Regions from separate parts of the Homo sapiens genome. Here region 2 is linked to region 1. Evidence: chromatin loops called from intact Hi-C (ENCODE). Cell type or tissue: chondrocyte. All regions are shown on one strand. Each heading gives the region's core, and the rest is flanking DNA. Links, peaks and the distances in the headings are about the cores only. Region 1 holds the start of BRINP1 (BMP/retinoic acid inducible neural specific 1). Region 2 holds the start of LOC105376247 (a long non-coding RNA gene).

Region 1 (5,390 bases), core at 182-5,181:
CGTTGTTGTTGTAGAAAGTGTTTCTTCATGGTGCACAGGCTGGTCTCGAATTCCTGAGCTCACGTGATCCACCTGCTTTGTCCTCCCAAAGTGCTGGGATTACAGGCATAAGCCACTGCGCTAGGCCAGCGTTTTTTATTCAATGAAAAGAGGCTCATAATAGCCTAGTTGAGAGACATGGAAGGCTTAAATGTTGCTCACACATATTAATCACTCAATAAATATCAGTTATTATGAATTCAACTGTTTTTAAAACTAAAGAAAAATAGCTGTTTATAGGTGTAAAATGTTATACCTAACATTGAGGCAAAATTTTCCTCCTTTTAGCTTTTCAATATTTCCTATAGACCCTGAGCATGCCTGCTACATTCTATGGTGTATTCTGATTATTTAGGCATGAGTATGGCTCTGCAATGGATTTCAGACTCCTAGAAGACAGAGACCAGGCAAGATATTTATCTCGGAATCTTTCATACTACCTCACAGTCAGTAGGCGCTTAAGAAATACAGGCTTCTTTCAGCAGTTGTTCAGCCTATTCTGAACCCAAAGCACCCCAGATTAAGGGATTTTAACTCCTTTGAGATTTGACAGGAGTAGTGAACTTAAGCTTTTGAGACAGTGGCAGGTGGCTGAGAGTCCTGCACAAACAGGACAAAATCTTATCTTTATTTAAGGAGGGGTAAGTGAAACCTCCATTTCATCACTGAACATTTATCTATATTTCTTGTCTATTTCTAGAAAAAAATGATGCTTACCTGTTTATTAATTTATTCACTGGATTTCCCTTTGCAATTTCTTAAGCTTAAGTCTAAGTAAAGCAACCTATAAAATCTAAGGTCAGATTACAGGCCAGAAAAGCCACCTATTCTAGAGTCCTAAAGCTGGGGTCCAGGGATAGATATTCACAAATGAGATTGGCAAAGACAAATTTAGTGAAACTCCATGTAAAATTGTGTGAGATTTTTTATAGTACATTTTCCACAACAGAGAGGGTCTATAGCAATAGTGAGGTTCTTAAAACAGTCTGTGATATTAAAAATATTATCCATTGATTTTCAAATCTATCATACTATGAATGAAATGCTGTGAAACATTCCATTTTCTTATTAAATGCCATTGTACAAAAGGTCCTATTTTAGTGTCACCCCAAAATCTACAGACAGGAAGTTCTTTCTTAAGTCTATCCTAATCTGTTGGCAGCTCCTCCCCATGGAAGCCCTTAGTAAATTCGGTGGAAATAGCAAACAGCTGCTCACCAACACCCACCCCAAAGAAAGAACAAGACATTTCTCACATATCTCAAGCTGCCTTAAATGTTCTTTCTTTGGCAAAGAAGAAAAAAAGAAATATATTTTTGGCCTCTAAACCTTTTCCCACCCGTGTGTATTTCTGCAAAAATGTTATCCATATGGTTTTGATTGCATTCTCCATAAGTCATTAGAAATGCTTTGCACTGAGAACTTTTCTGATGACCAAGGTGTCTTCGGAGACATTTTAAAATGGCCCTCTTAGCCTTTCTTCATAGAAACAGGAAAGCTAAACTGAGCCAAATGCAAATGAACTAAGACCTGGAAAGGTTGGCATTTTATTCAAAACTCAGAAACCATAAGGCTCGAGTGAGCCTTAAATCTGTCCATGCAAAGTCTTCACCTCCTTCTCCAGGGACAAGATACACTAAATCATCCATTGGGATGGGACACAGATAATGCAATGGATCCAGACATCTAAGTTGATATTTAGGGTTGGGTGCAGTGACCCCATAAAATTCCAAGAACTTCCAATCACCCCAGGGCTTCCCCATTATTCCCAGAGGATAAAGATTTTGGACTTGGACTTGGGTGTTGAATTCCTGACTCCATCACCTACTAGCTATATTTTGGCATATAGCTAGTTTGGCATATACTCAAGTTTTTCAAGACTCAATTTCCTATGCCATAAAGATGGGATAGTATTATCTATTCATACTGCAAAGTATTTTCAGAACTGTAAGCAATAATATTCAGAACATTGCAAATAAAATGCTTGGTGCACGGTAAAAGTTCAAAATTCTCTCTCCTCTTTCTCTCTGTGTAGTATTGGTTGGAACTAGAAGAGCTCTTTTTTTCTTTAGGGAAATATTGACTGGGTGGGGTGAGGAAGAGAAAGACTGGACAGTATTCCAAAGCATTAAGTCCCCACTTTCTAAGGTATGTAGACCACAACCCATCTTGGGAGATTGATTACAAGGAAAGGGTTAAGAAGAATCAGTCAGAACTTTGGTCTTCACCTGAAGTTGCCTGACTACGTTGTCTCAGATTGATTTCAGAACTGCATTATCAGCAGGGCAGCTGTTGCCTACTAACAGTCATGGAAGTAGATCTCAGCTGGGGGATGATGGGGAAACAAAGAGAAAGATAGGGACGAATAAAGGAAGGAATGGGGCACAGACAGAAAGAGAGAGAGAGAAAAGAAAGAAAGGAGGAGAGGCAAGAGATAGTGACCTGGGGTTTCATACCGCGGTGGGTGGGAGAAGGAGTGTGTGTGGTGGGCGTATTTCTTCGTGGTCAGAATCAAAGTCAGAACTGACCTGGGGAACCTGTGTTCAAGACCTGAACCTGGACCAGAAGCCAAGGGAAAGAGAAAGTTGCCCAAGAAAAAAGGGAGAAATTTCCACCAGGCGAAAATAGAAATCGCTGACTGGGTTTGTGGCTGGAGAGCTGTCCGTGGTGCTGACTCCTCCTCATTGGGATTCCAGTGAAGGCTGAGAAGCTCTGCACTGGCTGCTCCTCCTCTCCCTTTCCTCTCCCCTCAGTCCTGACCTTCTGAGACCCAGGATCATTCTGGCTAGCTCGATGTCTTCTCCTCTCTTTCTCCCTTTCTCTTTGTCGATTAAATAATTTTTCCCGAGTTCCCAGTTCATCACTCAAACATTTCTCTTCCATTTTGTTTCAAGACTCCTCTTCCTCCAATTAGTTCACTGGCTCCTAGATTGTTCTAGGCCTCCCTGGTGGTCACATCTCTCTCTTATCATCCTTTGAATTAAAAAACAAACAAAAAACATACAATGGCAATCATAAAAGCAGACAACATGCACTGAGCACTCACTAGGTGTCAGGGAGCAGTCTAAGTGCCTTTGCATACATTAACTCATGAGCAGTCTAAGTGCCTTTGCATATATTAACTCATTACAATTCCACATCAACCCTATTAGATGGGTAGATATATTATTATTCTATTAAACAGACAAGGAATTGAGGCTTAAGGGGTAAGTGATTTCACCAAGACCAGACAGCTACAGGACTCCAACCTCTCTGGAGCCTGCACTTCTACTGAATCTGGCTCTTTTACATATTCCAACACCTTTTCCTATGACTTCCTGCCCCTCCATCTGGTAGCCTTAATGCTTTCTATTCTTGCCTAATCTTCAGGGGACTAGGGATCTGCATTGCTGATTTGGTTTAAATCAGAAGGGAAGCAAAGTAAACAAACATACCAAATGTGCGCTGTGTGGGAATTATCATACGAGGGCTTTATTTTCTGCTTCAGGAAGAGGCCCTATGTTAGCAGCCCCAGCCTGCATTCAGGCTGATTGCAGAGTATTTTGCTTTTTATTTTCATGTCTTAGTCCCTGTACCCTCGCCCCTTCCCCGCCTCTGGTGGTCTCCAGAGAACTTCGTGTCCCCTCAGCTTCTCCCTCCTACATCCTGCCTACGTAGAGAAGCTCTTGCTTCATTCTGGGAGGTTACGTGGGCTCTCGCCTACACACCGAGAGAAACAAACAGTGTCAAACACTCACAGAGAGACGCGCAGACACAAACGGACCCACACGGGCAACTCCCGAGACAAAACCCACACTCGATGGATCCACGCGGCCGTGGAAACACCTGCCGCCCCAGAAACACTCAGGTACTCGCGACACACACAGTACAGTCACGCTTAAGGGCACCAGGATTCCGGGTTTGCGCGTATGCGCGGTCCCTTTGGATGCTCGTGCGCATAGACACAACACCCTACACGCCCCAGACCCACGAAACTCCCTACGGCTCAGCCCCAGCCCACCCGGGCCGCCCTTCCCTCGAGGCGGCCTCCCGTCTCTCCTCCTCTCGCTTCTCCTCCTCCTCCGCCTAAAGATGTACAAAACACTCCTCGGAAGCAACCCCGGCGTTCAGCTCCTCCCTCCCCGCCCCCCGGCCGCCGCTCCCCCATTCATTTTCGGCCGTCGCCGGCTAAGTCCCTCCCCCGGCGTAGCCCGGCCTCCGCCGCTCCCCGCCCGGAGACCGCGGCGCACTTGGACTTCCCTCTCCATTCGCCAGCCGCCTCGCTCCCGGACCCCACGGCTGCAAACTGATCTGGCGCGCGGGGAGGAGGAGAGCGCAGGCGAGCGAACCCGCGAGAGAGGGAGAGAGCGAGCGAGCAACAGCGAGAGCGAGAGCGAGAGAGCCGGGAGGCAGAGGGAGTAGTGACCGCCTTCCGGAGCCGGGATTCATGCCTGTCCTCGGGACCAGCGAAGGGGACTTTACGGCTGAGTATGAGCCAGGCTGCTAGGAGCCAGGTACCCCCACGCCTGCAGTCCCCGCGCCGTGCCCGGAATGCGAGCTGCACGCAGGGCTCTCCCAAGTTCCCACCGAGCCGAATAAAAAGCGTCCTCCCGCAGCTCTCCGCCAAAGACGGACATTGACTCCAGGTAAGGCGGCGCCGGGTGCAGCGCCCCGCAGCCCCGCTGCCCTTGGACCCGGCCCCGGGCCGCATTCGGGGCGTCCCCGCGCTCCTCTGCCCCTCCCCCTACCGGCACCCTTGTCCGCTCTTCACCTGGCCGCCCCGCCGCCTCCAAGTCTTCTCCAGTTCTAGGGAGGGGGTTCCTGTGCCTGGGGCTCAAAGGGCTAATTGCGGGTTTGAGTGAGTGGCGTGTGTGTCCCCGCGCGCTCCCGACGTGTGCACCATGGTGGGAACTTGATGTGGTGCTAGTGTGTTTGCGTGTGCGGCGTCGTTTGCGTTTGATGCGTGTGTTCGTGGTGTGTGTGTGTGTCCGTGTGTGTAAGGGAGGGGTGAAGAGAGAGAGGTCCTATAACCTACTTACGGCGCGATGTGTGTGTGCATGTTTGTACGTATGTGTTTGTATGTGTGCCCTCGTGTGTCTTTTTAATTAGGTCTCTCCAGCTTACACGGAATGGGACCCTTACTATAGGATCACGTAGTCACCGGGAAACCCGCTGTGGACTTCCTCTTGGGGCTCTGGGCTTGGGGTTTGGGGAGGATTATGGGGCTGTAGATGGCACCTTATTTAGCCCAATGTTGGTACGCTTGAAGGAAAATTCCTCCAAACGGTGGAATCCTGCTACACTGGGACCCACAGCTTAATATGAAAGAGACATGGCCAACCCCCGAGGCAAATGAGACGCTGTCACTTTAA
Region 2 (5,390 bases), core at 69-5,068, 1.3 Mb after region 1:
AACAAAGGTTCTATATCAAAGGCCCATAATGCGACACAGTATACTCTCTAGATGCGCTGATTTGCAAAATAAATCAACTGTGTCAGGGAGGAATTTAAGCAGAAATTACAACAAATTGCAATTATACTTGCAATGGTGCACTATTTAAATGCATTGTCAGTTGTTCATGGTGAGATGGCATCCGTGCCATTCTGAGGATTGAGGGAAAAAGCTGAATTCTCATCTGTCACAGTAATAAAAATGTATTCCATTCTGTTGCTACAAGTTATAGATTCTATTATAGCTTATCTCATAAATATTTAAATGATATCATTGAGAAAAAAAGACCTGAGGACATCTGATAGATTATATTTAAAAATATTTTAATTATACACAGATGCACAAACACACATGAATATATTACATACATACATATTGGTTTTATGAAGTTATGCCTTTGTATATTTTTCCTTTGAATATATAAGTATTCTTAAATAATACATACATGTATATTTCAGCTCACTTACCAAATATGAGCAGTTCATTCCCAGAGGCCACAGAGTCTATCTTTCAGACTACACAACATCCTCAGAGATTCAGGAGAGAGTTTAAAAATAGACCAAAGTTTACTGAACTGAAAATTACACTCAGAGGTTAACTAGAACACAGAATTTCCCAATGGGCCCATGTCTACAATGTTTCAAACGGAAAGTAGACTTGAGGAAAAAAAGAATATTTCCACTTCTTCCTTTCTCAATGAAGAAACTGCTAATTTGGAGCAATCGTTTTGTACTTTAGTTCCTTGGGGTAAGCTATTTAGAAGTCTCTACAACTTCAACTCATAGTGAAAGGATGGGTGGAGGAGAAACAAGATGCCTATAAGGCCCCTCAAATAAACATGCAACCTAGGAAGTTCTGAGCCTGTATAGGTAACTAAAAAATCCCCCATACCTGACTAAACATGTTTCAGTTATTTAAAATATTTAATTTCCCTTTCTTCTGTTTTAGCTTTATCACATAATTCTCTTGCATATCCTCCTCTTGCACCATCTCACATACACACCTATCATTTTTGCTCCAGGATTTAAACAGAAAATAAATAAAGTTAATAAACTCTCATCTGTAATTATGTCCTGTTTCTTCTTTGAACTTAGCCCATGGAACTTCTTCCATATAAATATCAGCTGTTTGTTTTACTCACCACACACTCTCTCCCTTTCATTTCCCTTTGTTTGTTTCCTAGGTTTTTATCTCCAAATCTTTTGCTATGTTCCAAGCAGAAGTCTGACCCTTGAGTTTATTTACTATTCCAGGCTCATACACCTTATTGGGTTATTTTCTTTGCAGCAATCAGTCGTTAAATACAATCCAGTAAAGATACAGCAATGATTTTTGACAACCTGACCTTTCTCGGCTTTCTTACACTTGTTTAATTAGGTAATACAGGCAGCTGTGACTTGATCTTTACAGTTTTCCTCTGGAAAAAATAGAGGTATGTTGTTTAAAGAAGGTCAGATTTGGCAGGTTTTCTAGTTACTTCAGGAACTGACAATGGAGACTCAGAAGCCTGAGGGATTTAGAAATTCTATGCTAGTTTTCTTAAACATAATTTTAAAAATATGATTTGGAAAGACCACTTGACTCATGAACAAGTTAGGAGATGAAGAGCTTTTTTCCACCCTGCCAGGGTTGTGTTGTGACCCATCTCTCTGTTTATATGCCTATTGTTTTCTTTTCTGGTTAAGGAATATATTTTGAAATCATTTTTAAAGTTCCACTCTACTTCGTGTTTTAGAAAGACATGTTTGCTCCAAGTAGAATAATTCTATATCATGCCTCAAACAATATTGATGATCCAGGAAAATTAACCCAATTTGATTTAGTTCAATTCAGTAAGTATTTTTATTACATGTTTATCTTGTAATCAATCCAATGATAGAGTTATGAGTGATACAAAAAGTGATGGCTTCTGCTTTCCAGGAATGTAGTATTTTATTGTAATAATATGATACTGACATATGCCACATCTCAATAAAACTATAGGATAGTTCCTGATTATATTCCAAGAGAAGTAATCCTGTGATGCAATTTCAAAGAAGAAAGAATGCAACAGTAGATGAATTGTTCATGGAACAATAAATGAAAAAGCAGAAGTGCACTGTGTGAACTGAATGATGAATGTAATACGGCTAGATAGATGGGTGAGAGAAAGTAATTTCTGCCTGTATTAAAGACCTTGAAGGGGGACTTTACAGAGAGCTCACATGGCATAGCAGGAAAACATCCTTCCCTGGAAAGGAAGGTACATTTGAAAAGGTAGGGGGAAGAGAAGATCCAGTGAGTTTTGGAACAATTCACAACAGCTTTATCAAAAATTGGTTAACGCTGGGCACAGTGGCTCACATCTATAATCCCAGCTATTTGGGAGGCCGTGGCAGGAGGATCACTTAAGCCCAGGAGTTTGAAACCAGCCTGGGTGACATAGTGACACTCTATATCTACAAAAAATAAAAAAATTATACAGGAGTGGTGGCACATACCTGTAGTTCCAGCTACTCAGGAGATGGAGGCTGGAGGATTGCTTGAGCCCAGGAGGTTGAGGCTGCTGTGAGCTATGATTGCACCACTGAATTCCAGTCTAGGTGACAGAGTGACATCCTGTCTAAAAAGAATTAAAATTAAAAAAAAATGAGTTAAACTGTTGAAATATAAAAATGTCATGTAGATGTATCTTTTATTGCATCTTATTTTATTTTTCTTGCAATTACAAGAAAATGAAAACAACCCACGAATCCTTCAGTAATAATCTGCTTAAATACACCATGACCTTTCTATAATGGAATACTACAAAAAATGTACAAAAAGAATAAATAAAATCTCTTCATAGAAACTACAGAATATCTCCAACATATATTGTTAAGTAAGTGAGTAGAAGGGAGGTCCTGGTTAGTATTTCAAGTGAGCTACCTTCTATATGTTTAAGAGGGAAACACATAAATGTGTGCACATGTGCACAGGCACAGGTAAGCAAACACACACAGGGAGAGAAATAATAAAGGATAAAGCAAATCTAATAAAGATGCTTAAGCATAGGGTCAGGGAGGAAACAAAGTGGAGGAATGGACAAGGAATGAAATACTTTCTAAATAATAAAATACTTTTCTCAATTTGTAATCATGTAAATATTTTATGAATTCTCCTTTTCCTCAAAGACCTTAAGATGGAAAAAGATACAATAAACCAAGGGAAAAGGCAACCTACAGAATGAGAAAGAATATTTGTAAACCATGTATCTGATAAGCGGTTAATATCCAAAATGAATAACAAATATATATAAATCAACAGCAAAATAAATAAATAAATAATTTGAGTGAAAATGAACAAAGGACCTCACTGAACATTTCTCAGAAGATATAGACATAGTTAAGAGATAAAAGAAAAAATGCTCAACCTCACTAATAATCAGAGGAATACAGATCCAAACCACTTTGAAATACCGCCTCTTACCTTTTAGAATAGCTATTATTAAAAAGATAAGATAACAATTGTTAGAAAGGGTCTGGAGAAAAAGAAACCCTTGTACACTGTTGGTAGGAAGGAAAATTGGTACAGCCATTATGGAAACAGTATGGCGATTTCTAAAAAAATTAAAAATAAAACTGCTATATGATCCAGCAATCCGACTACTGAGTATATATCCAAAGGAACTGAAATCAGTACGTCAAAGAGATTTCTGCACTCCCATGTTTATTGCAGTATTATTCACTATAGTCAAGATATAGAATCAACCTATTGATCCCTCAAAAGATGAATAAAGACAATTTGATACACTACTTGAAAATATAACTATAATGTGACTATATATATAATTTGAAAATGTATATACTTAAATATATACACAATTTAAAATTGTATATATATATATATATATATATATATTTCAACCTTAAAAAAAGAAGGAAATCCTACTATTCATGGGAACATAAGTGAACCTGAAAAACATTATGCTAAGTGAAATAAGCCAGATAACATGGAGAACGACAAATATACTGCAGGGCCTCACTCATAAGTGGAATATAAAATAATCAAATTCACAGAAGCGCATTCTGGAATGGTGGTTGCTGGGGCAGGGACGGGGGAAGATGAGAAGATGCTAGTTAAAAGGTTAGGCAAGATGAGTGAATTCTGGATATACTGTTCAGCATGATGACTACAGTAAATTATACTCCACTGTGTACTTGAAATTTGCTAAAGGATACATCTTAATTGTTCACACACACAAAAAAATAAAATAGTTACTATGTGAGATGATTAAATATTAATTAGCTTGGTTGCAGTGATCATTTTACAATGTATAAATATATCAAAACATCCAGTTGTACATGTTAAAAATGTAAAATTCATATTTGTCAATTATACCTCAAAACAGAATGGAAAATCAAAGAAAATTTAATTTAAACAGGAAATAAATGAAAACATTTTTAACAAATGAATCAGACTGCTTATCAAGTTGGTGGCATTGCAACAGAGTAGCACCGAATTTTGACGTATTTGATCTCTGATGATATATATATAACTAATGACAATAAAAATTAATTAATCTTTAAACTACATTTGTTAGTCTTATTAGCAGTAATATTGATGATGCTTTCTTGAGGTGATTATATATCCATTATATATAGTATGTGTATGTATACCTATATACATATACACAGATATACATGCATATACATCTATATGCATGTATATGTAAATAATTAATATTGTATTTTTAATATTAGAAATCTAGAGAGCAAACATAATAGATACATGACAGGGGTTTAAAATCAAACAATTATGTTAAATGCTCAATTCTTAATTTTAATTGGAAATATATCAATTCATCATACTTTTTCTTAAAAAAATTTCTAGGTCTGTCTACTTATAACCCTAGGAACAATGGCAACAGAATAGAAAGAACCAACATAAGAAGAGAAAATAGATAGAGGAAGAAGTAAGGCAAATTTGGAAGGTGAAATATTAACCAAGACAAATAATCAATGGATGTTATTTTAAAAATAGAAACTTTTATCATAGAGTAAAAGAAATTTAAAAGACATAACAAATGGAATATGTAGAACTTATTTGTATTCTGAATCAAGCATGCCAACAATAAAACATATTTGCGCTTGTGTTGGGTATTAGATAATAAGAAATGATATTAAGAAGATACTTTGTCACTGTTAGTCCTTGTTATAATAGATAAACACAGCAAAGAATTTATAAGAGAAATTACTTGTTGTCTATGATTGGTTTAAAATGCTTTAGAAAAAAGTTGAGAATTTAGATGACACAAGATTAGCAAAATATTTATAATTATTGAAGGTGAATTATGAGTACCTTAAGTTTCATTATACTACTGTCTCTATTTT

The links. Peaks named below come from ENCODE experiments on the same cell type or tissue, not always from the same donor. Only the 100,000 strongest peaks of a DNase experiment are listed, where the experiment ranks them.
Region 2: a loop joins it to region 1, with 6 times the contacts of the local background. A loop is called at or near these places in 1 of 110 quality-filtered maps.

Annotation. Positions count from the first base shown.
Region 1 is chr9:119,368,330-119,373,719 of GRCh38, reverse strand. It overlaps BRINP1 (BMP/retinoic acid inducible neural specific 1), which reads left to right and starts at 4,285. Exons shown (of 8, transcript NM_014618.3): 1 at 4,285-4,664. RefSeq lists enhancers at 3,321-3,841, 3,842-4,364, 4,365-4,886. In chondrocyte, for the core only: a CTCF peak has its summit at 2,710; DNase peaks (open chromatin) are centred at 3,899 and 4,389.
Region 2 is chr9:118,054,281-118,059,670 of GRCh38, reverse strand. It overlaps LOC105376247 (a long non-coding RNA gene), which reads right to left and starts at 2,641. Exons shown (of 4, transcript XR_930293.3): 1 at 2,520-2,641. RefSeq lists a silencer at 1-53. In chondrocyte, for the core only: no CTCF peak of the experiment used is centred there; no DNase peak of the experiment used is centred there.